Linked DNA regions of Homo sapiens: region 1 is linked to region 2. A link is an interaction called in ENCODE POLR2A ChIA-PET data of the cell type or tissue named here. Cell type or tissue: MCF 10A. All regions are shown on one strand. Links, peaks and the distances in the headings refer to the core of each region. The heading gives the core; the rest is flanking DNA.

What was found. ChIA-PET counts read pairs that join two places held together with the same protein. Peaks named below come from ENCODE experiments on the same cell type or tissue, not always from the same donor. Only the 100,000 strongest peaks of a DNase experiment are listed, where the experiment ranks them.
Region 1: POLR2A ChIA-PET joins it to region 2 with 5 read pairs; 1 of 35 experiments calls an interaction of 5 or more read pairs at or near these places.

Annotation. Positions count from the first base shown.
Region 1 is chr4:170,597,470-170,601,883 of GRCh38, reverse strand. No RefSeq gene overlaps it. Among named protein-coding and RNA genes, the nearest start is that of LINC02382, 140 kb to the left of the region's middle. In MCF 10A, for the core only: no CTCF peak of the experiment used is centred there; a DNase peak (open chromatin) is centred at 1,803.
Region 2 is chr4:170,825,715-170,830,128 of GRCh38, reverse strand. No RefSeq gene overlaps it. Among named protein-coding and RNA genes, the nearest start is that of LINC02382, 84 kb to the right of the region's middle. In MCF 10A, for the core only: no CTCF peak of the experiment used is centred there; a DNase peak (open chromatin) is centred at 2,058.

The DNA of each region.
Region 1 (4,414 bases), core at 196-4,195, 230 kb after region 2:
TTTGGAATCTTAAATTAACTTAACTTATTTCTCTGTCTACACTCTTGTGTGAATACATCTCTTAAAGCAAATAGCATATGTTGCTTTACAGAATCGTTTTGCATAAATATGTTATTTTCATCCAACAGTCAATAAATTCACTTCCTTAAAGCAACATTCCACCTCAGAATGATCCACTTTCTGCCAATATGAATATTTATTATAATAAGTATATGAATGAACTCTCAAAGATTAATTTTAAGTCTCAGGCAATTGCTGCATCACATTCAAACACGTATGATAAATGTGTGAAGCAAAATAACTTTCAACATCCACAGAGAGCAGTTTCAACAAGGCCAACAGGCTTTATTGGAAAGTAAATCTGTACTTAGGTGAGGCGTAAGTCAGAAGGTAAGCATTTTAAGAATGTTTCAAATCAGTGCCATGTCCCCACTAAGGTAAATTTTTTTGTTTTCTATCGTGTTTTAGAAGAAAACAAACTAATCCTAGAAATGCCTGCATGAGATCATCTTCTATAATGGCAAGCTAGGAAATTGGAACTAACTCTTTGAAAGCAAACTGAAATTGTTGGATAAAATTTAAAAAATCACCTCAAAGACATTAAGAAGCTAAAAAAATAAGGTATTACTAGTCAGAAGGGAAGAACTGAATTACCAGAACTGAAGGGCAAGTTTGAAGGCAGAGGAAAAAGTGGCACAAAAGCTCTTTTTATTTGAAGTTCTTGTCACTCTTTGAACTTCGAACTTCGGTTAGAGGGGGCATATGAAATGAGAGGAGGAGCAATCAAATTTCAGAGTCCACTCAAGATACAGGCATCTGATAGGACATTCTCCCCACATTAATCTGAGGCCATAGTGGCTGCACCCTCAAGACAAGTTTGCCATACAAGTCAAGATTTTCCACCCACATTAACATCATCTGAGAGGCCCAAAAAACTCAAGACGTGAATTTAACCACGTCCCAGATACTCTAGACACTTAATAAACTTTGAACATCTTCTTTAAAGCAGCAATTCTCAAACTGGAACATAAATCAGACTCATGTGGAGCGTTTATTAAAACAGATTGCTGGACCTCAACCCCAGACTTTCTAATTATTTTGTCTAGGATGAGTCCTAAGAATTTATATTTCTAACAAATTCTCAGGTGATGCTGATGTTGCTGGTCCAGGGACCACACTTTGAGAACCATGGCTGTTAATGACCATATCTTTATCCTAAGTTATTTCCCCAAGAAAAAAAAATTGCAAGGATATTGAGGATCATATGATAAAGGAAAAACAAGCACACAAGAACACAGGTATCATGAGCAAAAATGTCAAACACAGAGCTGCAACGATTTCAGATACTGGAATCATCAGTCACAGATGATAAAACCATTATGCTGATTTTAACCACTACAGTTAAAGAAATTAAAGACAAGTTTAAAAAAACTTTAGAAAATAGAAATTGTAAAAAAAATGACAACAGATTTGAAAAAAATAGCAAATAGACATCTAGAAATTAAAAATATACTATTTAAACCAATGGGATTCACAACAGATTAGATGAAGCTGAAGAGAGAATTAATAAACTGTTATGTAGGTCGGTAAAGGAATTCAGGTCAGACATCAGCGATCTAGAGTCTGCAGTCAAAAATCTGGCCCACTGCTTGGTTTTGCAAGTAAAGCTTTATTGGAACACAGCAATGCTCATTCATCTACGTCTTGCTTATGGCTTCCATATCCTGAACTGGGGTCAGGAGAGTGCGATAGCCAGGAGGCAAGATGTAAGGAGATACTCACTCTCACATTCATACAAGTCCCTGCAAGTGCCAGTTTGGCACATGCACAACCCTGTGAGTAACTGTGTTCTTAAAATTAATGCCTTACGCACCTTTCTGCCCTACCCTAATCTTGGCCTTGGAAGGGAGATGAGAGGAACTTCAAAGTGATCAATTTATAAGGCTCTTCATTTTTGCTATAATACTTATGATTTGTGCACTTTTTTGTGTACATGTGTTAATGTGTTAGATTTCAATTTTTTAAAGAAATGCTTTTCAAAATCAGGACAAAGAATGAATAGTAATAAAAATTAGAAACATTTTGAACTCAAAAATAATAAAAGTTGCATTTACAAAATAAGTGGGCTGAAGCTAAGACAATGTTTTAATGCATATGTTTTAAAAGTAGAAAGACAAATAAAAGTGAACTAAGCGTCTACGTTAAAGAACAGCATATTCAATAATGTAGCTATTGTATTATAGGGTATAAAACCTTCAGAAAATTGGGCCTGTATGTTCCAAGTCACATGCACAAGAATGTCTATAGCAACAAAATTTACGTTATATAACTATAAAAATGATTGAATTACAGATAAATATGTGAGTGAATCTCAAAAAAAAAATAATGTGTACAAAAGAAACAAGGTGAAGGGCTTGATCTTGGAGTTCCCAGACTTCATAATTGTGAACGATAATGTCTGTTGCGTATAAGCCACCTAATCTATGGAATTTTGTTATACTAGCCCAAGCCTATTAAGATAATAATATAACAAAAGCTCATGTACCACTCACTCAGGTGCAACATCTATCAATATTTTTCATGTCTAGGCTTACTCACTCTCCTCTAATTCTTTTCCTGGAGATTTTAAAATAAAGCCCATATATCTTGTCATTTTACCTGTGAATACATCTACATTCTACTTTAGAAAATAAAAGCAAATTTTTAACATAACCATCATGCTACTATTTTCATACCAAATAAAAGTAGTACTAATTTTTTAATATCGTCATTATATGCCCAACTGTTCTTGATTCTGTCAACAATCATTATTATAGTTGTTTTCTTTGAACCAGGATCTAAATAAGGTCTACACATTGCATTTGATCATGAATTCTTTTAAGTCTTCTTTGTTTTTTAGCAGCCTTCTTTATCTATCTATTTATTTATTTATTCATTTAATATCATTGATTTATTGAAAAAACAAGGTCATTTGCCCTATAGAATGCCTTACATGACAGATTTCACTGATTGCTTCCTTGGAGTGTTGATCATTTTTTTTCTTTAACTGCATTTTATATTTTTGGAAGTATTCAAATATTAACTTCTAATCTTCATGTAATAGTGTCTATATGCAGAAAGCAGTGCTTTTGTATGGCAGCATCAACCTGCAGAGTACACGTGAAAACTCAATTAATATTAAAAAAGATAAAAAAGTTTACTTTTAAAAACATTCATTCAGTTGACAATAGTAAGGCTCAAACCATCGATTTGATGCAATAATAATTGCTTCACCATAAATCTAAATCTAATTATAGAAAAGACTTAAAAATTAATGGACTCTTAACTCATTATTTTTAAGTTAATAAACTCTTTTCCAATTAACTATCATTTCTAAACTTTAAGTCAGTCTTCTCTGTGCACTCAGAAAAATCTCATTTGCAGCAAAAACATCGTATTTTATAGGGCAGAGTTTCTGATTTGTGGACAAATTAATGTGTCTTTACTGCATAAATGGGATACCCATTTTAAATAAATTGAGAAACAGTATTACCACAAGTTTTTAAATAATAAAATTTTATATCAGTGAGAGAGTTTGAAAATTTTCATTAACTTATTTATCAGAGGACTGATGATAAATATTGTGAGTTATGGACAGGTCCCATATCCAGCTGACTACTTCATTTACTCTTTTTTTTTATTATACTTTAAGTTTTAGGGTACATGTACACAACGTGCAGGTTTGTTACATATGTATACATGTGCCATGTTGATGTGCTGCACCCATTAAATAGTCATTTACATTAGATATATCTCCTAATGTTATCCCTCTCCCCTCCCCCCACCCCACAACAGGCCCTGGTGTGTGATGTTCCCCTTCCTGTGTCCAAGTGTTCTCTTGTTCAGTTCCCACGTATGAGTGAGAACCTGCAGTGTTTGGTTTTTTGTCCTTGCGATAGTTTGCTGAGAATGATGGTTTCCAGCTTCATCCATGTCCCTACAAAGGACATGAACTCATCATTTTGTATGGCTGCATAGTATTCCATGGTGTGTATATGTGCCACATTTTCTTAATCCAGTCTATCGTTGTTGGACATTTGGGTTGGTTCCAAGTCTTCGATATTGTGAATAGTGCCGCAATAAACATACGTGTGCATGTGTCTTTATAGCAGCATGATTTATAATCCTTTGGGTATATACCCAGTAATTGGATGGCTGGGTCAAATGGTATTTCTAGTTCTAGATCCCTGAGGAATCGTCACACTGACTTCCACAATGGTTGAACTAGTTTACAGTCCCACCAACAGTGTAAAAGTGTTCCTATTTCTTCACATCCTCTCCAGCACCTGTTGTTTCCTGACTTTTTAATGATCGCCGTTCTAACTGGTGTGAGATGGTATCTCATTGTGGTTTTGATTTGCATTTCTCTGATGGC
Region 2 (4,414 bases), core at 177-4,176:
TTTTAATTTGTGTTTCCTCTCAACTTATATTTTGAAGAATTGAGTGCTGTCTAACCTGTTGATGCTCTCAAGTGTTGGTTTTTTGTTTGTTGTTGTTGTTGTTTGCCTTATTATGATTCAGAGTCTTGAATTGACCGATTTGATGCCTTTGGCAGGAGGATTGGTAGAACTGAGTTTTTCTATCAAGAGGCAAATGCTAGCAACAGTTGATGTTCAATGCATAGACCCATTAACTCATTGGGGGCTGCAAAATGGTAATAGTCTATCTTTTATTATTATTGATTAGCTGGAATACACTTATAACAAGATGTTTTTTCTCACTCTGTTTACTAAATAGTACAGTTAATATATGAAGACCAATATACCTGCTTGATTCTCTATTTAAAAAAAGTATCAACATATTGATCACCAACCTCCCAAGTTGACTAGTTTTTTTTTTTCATGTGATTATGCATTCACAGATTTAAACACATTTGATGGGTTTCAAGCCATTATAATTCTAAACCCCATTGAAGATAAAATTCCCCCATCACTGGCGACTGGGAGATTCTTAAAGTAGGTTGCTGAGTCCTTTTGACTTGATTCTGGTAATAATTATTAGCTTTCTTCCTTTCCAATGTGATAAGAAATTCCACGCTAATTTTGCATATTTCTTACCTCAGACCTGAAATTGCTATTTCCACAGGAAAGCTTCATTTCTTTTAGTGAGAAATGTTCATCTCAAGATCACAATTTAGGCTTAGCAATTTCATTGCTGCTACGTTGTATATTGTTTCTAGGGCTTTCCAGTGGGCAGAACTAGAAAATATACACTACACATTTTTAATGATAAATTACCATATAAATTCACACTGACTTTTCTAATTCAAATTCAAATCTATCATATTTTAAACATAATCTTATGTTACATTTTGTCTCTTTCTTCCATAAGAACCCCCATTCTCATGAATACAAGGAATGAAAGAATTAGAATATCTTCTAATCACTCATTTGCTTTAACCCACAGTACACACACATCAGTTTCAGGATCACAATACTTACACTACCACAATCAATTATAATTACTAAACACAGAAAGAGTTCTGTGTATATTCTATTCCCATTCTCACCCATTCATTCATTAATGGTGGTACTATATTTACATTGTCAAAGAATGTAACCATCTCTGCATTCTCTTCCTTTTAACTTTTATCTTGTTCTACTAATAACTATATACTTAATACTATCAGTTATTTTTATTGATCTCACTCGAGTATTTTGGTTGAATGGAACTCATTCTTTCAGAGATACTTCAAGAAGGACTCCTGGAAAATGTTTTCCTGAGAAAACATGTCAATAACTGTTTTCTGTGTCCTTTACACTAGATTGCTGGATGTAAAATTCTTGGCTTACATTGTATTTTGTTGAGCAGTCCAATTTCCTGTGACTTAAAGTAGTACTATCTAAAAGTCTAATAGTTACCAATTTTCTTTCATTCTCTATAAGGTATGTGCCTTGGTTGCCTGGATGCCTAAAGAGAGAATTATGTTTCTGTTTATTTTTAAAGTTCAGTAGTTGTCCTAGGGTATATTTGATGATGGTTATTCTGGCTTAATACTCTCAGACACATGGTGTGCTCTTAGAGTTCCTAGTTTCTTTTTTTTCTTATATTCTTGAAAATTATTGTTTAGAATTTATTTTTTCATTTTTTTTTAAATTTCAAGACTCTTAGTAATTATATAAAGGCTCTTCTTTTTCTGTCTTCAATATGTCCTTTTTCTCAGATCCTTATCTCTTTGTTTCAATTATTTCAAATTTATTTTTGTTGTCTTCTATTTATCTTAGAGCTGTATGTATTGTATCTGTTTACTTTTATAATTCTTTAGCTTCAATTTCCAGTATTTATCTTTCACTTATAATTCTTTCTTGGTTCTGCCATCTTATTTCTGAGTTTTTCACATTCTTATTTTTGTGTTTTCATGTCTTTTATTACTTAATCAAAGTGCTTTAGATTATTTTGCAATAGTTTTATTAGGCTTGCTCAGGTCAAGTGAAAGGCGTTCCTCAAATGTTCTGAGGTACCAAGCTGACTCAACATGGAATGTAAGAATATGACTAAGGCAAAACTCTAGTTAATAAGAAATACATAATTTTTACTGTGGTCCAGGTATTATAATGATTATAATGCCGTTCAACATGATCCTCTGCCCACCATTTCCTGCAATTTGTTTTTGGGTACAGAGATGTTTTAAATATCAAACTAATCTTTGTAACAACTCAGTATGGCATGTTCAATTATTACCCCTGTTTCACATATAAAGAAACTAAGAGCAAGGTTAAACAGCGTGCTATAAATCACAGATCTAGTAGAGCTATCAAGATTTGCTATGTGTAATGTGCTTCCAGATGAAGATCATGTTCTTAGTGATTAAGTCTGAGTGTACAAGTAGCAGACAGGGCCATTTTCTACAAAGCAGACAAAATATGTAACCAAGCCTTCTTAAGGTCCTCTTACCTCAAATTCAGATTCTTTTCACAACTAAGACTAGAACCAAAAAAATAAAAAATCTGATAACTACAATTTTAGAAAGTAGAAACACAAAGGTCAAGGAACCAGGCAGCCTGAAGTCTTAAAGTAAACTTTTTTAACTGGAAAATCTAAAAGTACCCATTCCACTTGAGAAACTAAGCGACTGTCTTTCTCTTCAGACACTGAGATATTAAACTAATCTGCATGCAATACTCATTCACTTTATAGGTGCTTTTGCGGTCAACATATTAACATTGAGCAATTGACAACATTGCCTAACTGCCTTAGCTTAAAAATAATTATAATAACAATCAATTAGGATTTTGACAATTGCCTTGTGAAGGGTCATTCTCTGAATACATCAAGCAGAATATGCTAAAGAAAATTTGAACAATATTTTTGAATAGATATTAATGATAGTTAAAAATTAAACAAATTAATGTATTAATTTGTTTAGAGACAGTGTCTCACTCTGTAACCCAGCCTGGAGTTCAGTGGCATGATCATAGCTTACTGCAGTCTTGAACTCCTGGGCACAAATGATCCTCCCACCTTAGCTTCCTAAATAGCTGGGACTATAGGTGTATGGCACCACGCCTGGCTAATATTTTTCTTTTTTGTAGAAATGGGGCCTGGCAGAAATTTAAATTGATTCCGTGTTATGAGGTATTTGCAATTTTGAGATTACATATGATCACAAAAGAATCAATCAATCGCAAAAGAATACTTGAGTGATTGATGCTTTTTTATGTAAATATTATTTATCCACTCAGGGTAAAATTGCATTAAATAAATCATCAGTAACCTATATCTCACAGCGATTTGAGATATTGTTTTTATGTAAGATATGAGTAGGTGAAGTTTAAGATACGAGTTTACTATATGCCTTGCCAAACCAGGCATACAACTCTTCATGTTTGCTTTTAACCATTACATTTTCAAAAGCATTCACTTCTGCTATAGACTGAATTATGTCTACCCAAAATTCGTATGTTGAAACCTTAACCCCCAATGTAATGGTGTTTGGAGATGGAATCTGTGGGAGATAATTAGATTTATATGGAGTCATGAGGGAGGGGTACTCATGACAAGATTAGTCCTCTTATGAAAAGAGATGGTAGAGTTTGCAGTCTCTGTCTCTGCTATGTGAGGACACAGTGAGAAGGTGGCAGCATGCAAGCAAGGAAGTCAGCTCTCACAACAACCCAACCGTTATTGCAACTTAATCTCAGACTTCCAACCTCCAGAACCGTGATATGATAAATTTCTGTTGTTTAAGCCACTGAGTCTATGGTATTTTGTTATGGCAGCCTAAGATGACTAAGGCACAGTATCATTTCCAATTTTGGCAAACGTTTCAGTCTTTGTATTATAATTAGAGCTGTTTTCTTTTTTCAGATTTTTCACAATAGATTACCTCTTCACTTATATTACATTTTATTTGTGATGTCTCAGAAATGCAACCTCAGCTCTGTCTGAATTTTGTGACTATCAGATAATGTTAAAATATCACCATATATGATATAGCAATGAAAACCACAAGGGAAAAATTGAAAACATAATTACATGCTCTCTCAAAAAATGTGCATCTTACATTATGGTAATTATTTTACATTGTCCCTTGACCAGAATTTCAACAATGTGTTGTTTTACCTTTTAATTTAAAATTATTCTTCAACAGCCTTAACATAAAACAACATATCTACTAAAAATTTATTTTTAAATGAATTAGTTTACTATACTACTTGATAATTTTTGAATTTCAAAAATAGTTTACTATTAATTGCCTCAACACTACCTTGGGTTGAATACTAACAGAAGCTAAGTAGTTAAATTCAAAAAATAGAATGGAAATACATTACCTTAGTTCATTCAAGAAGAAATATATTGATGAAAACAAAATCC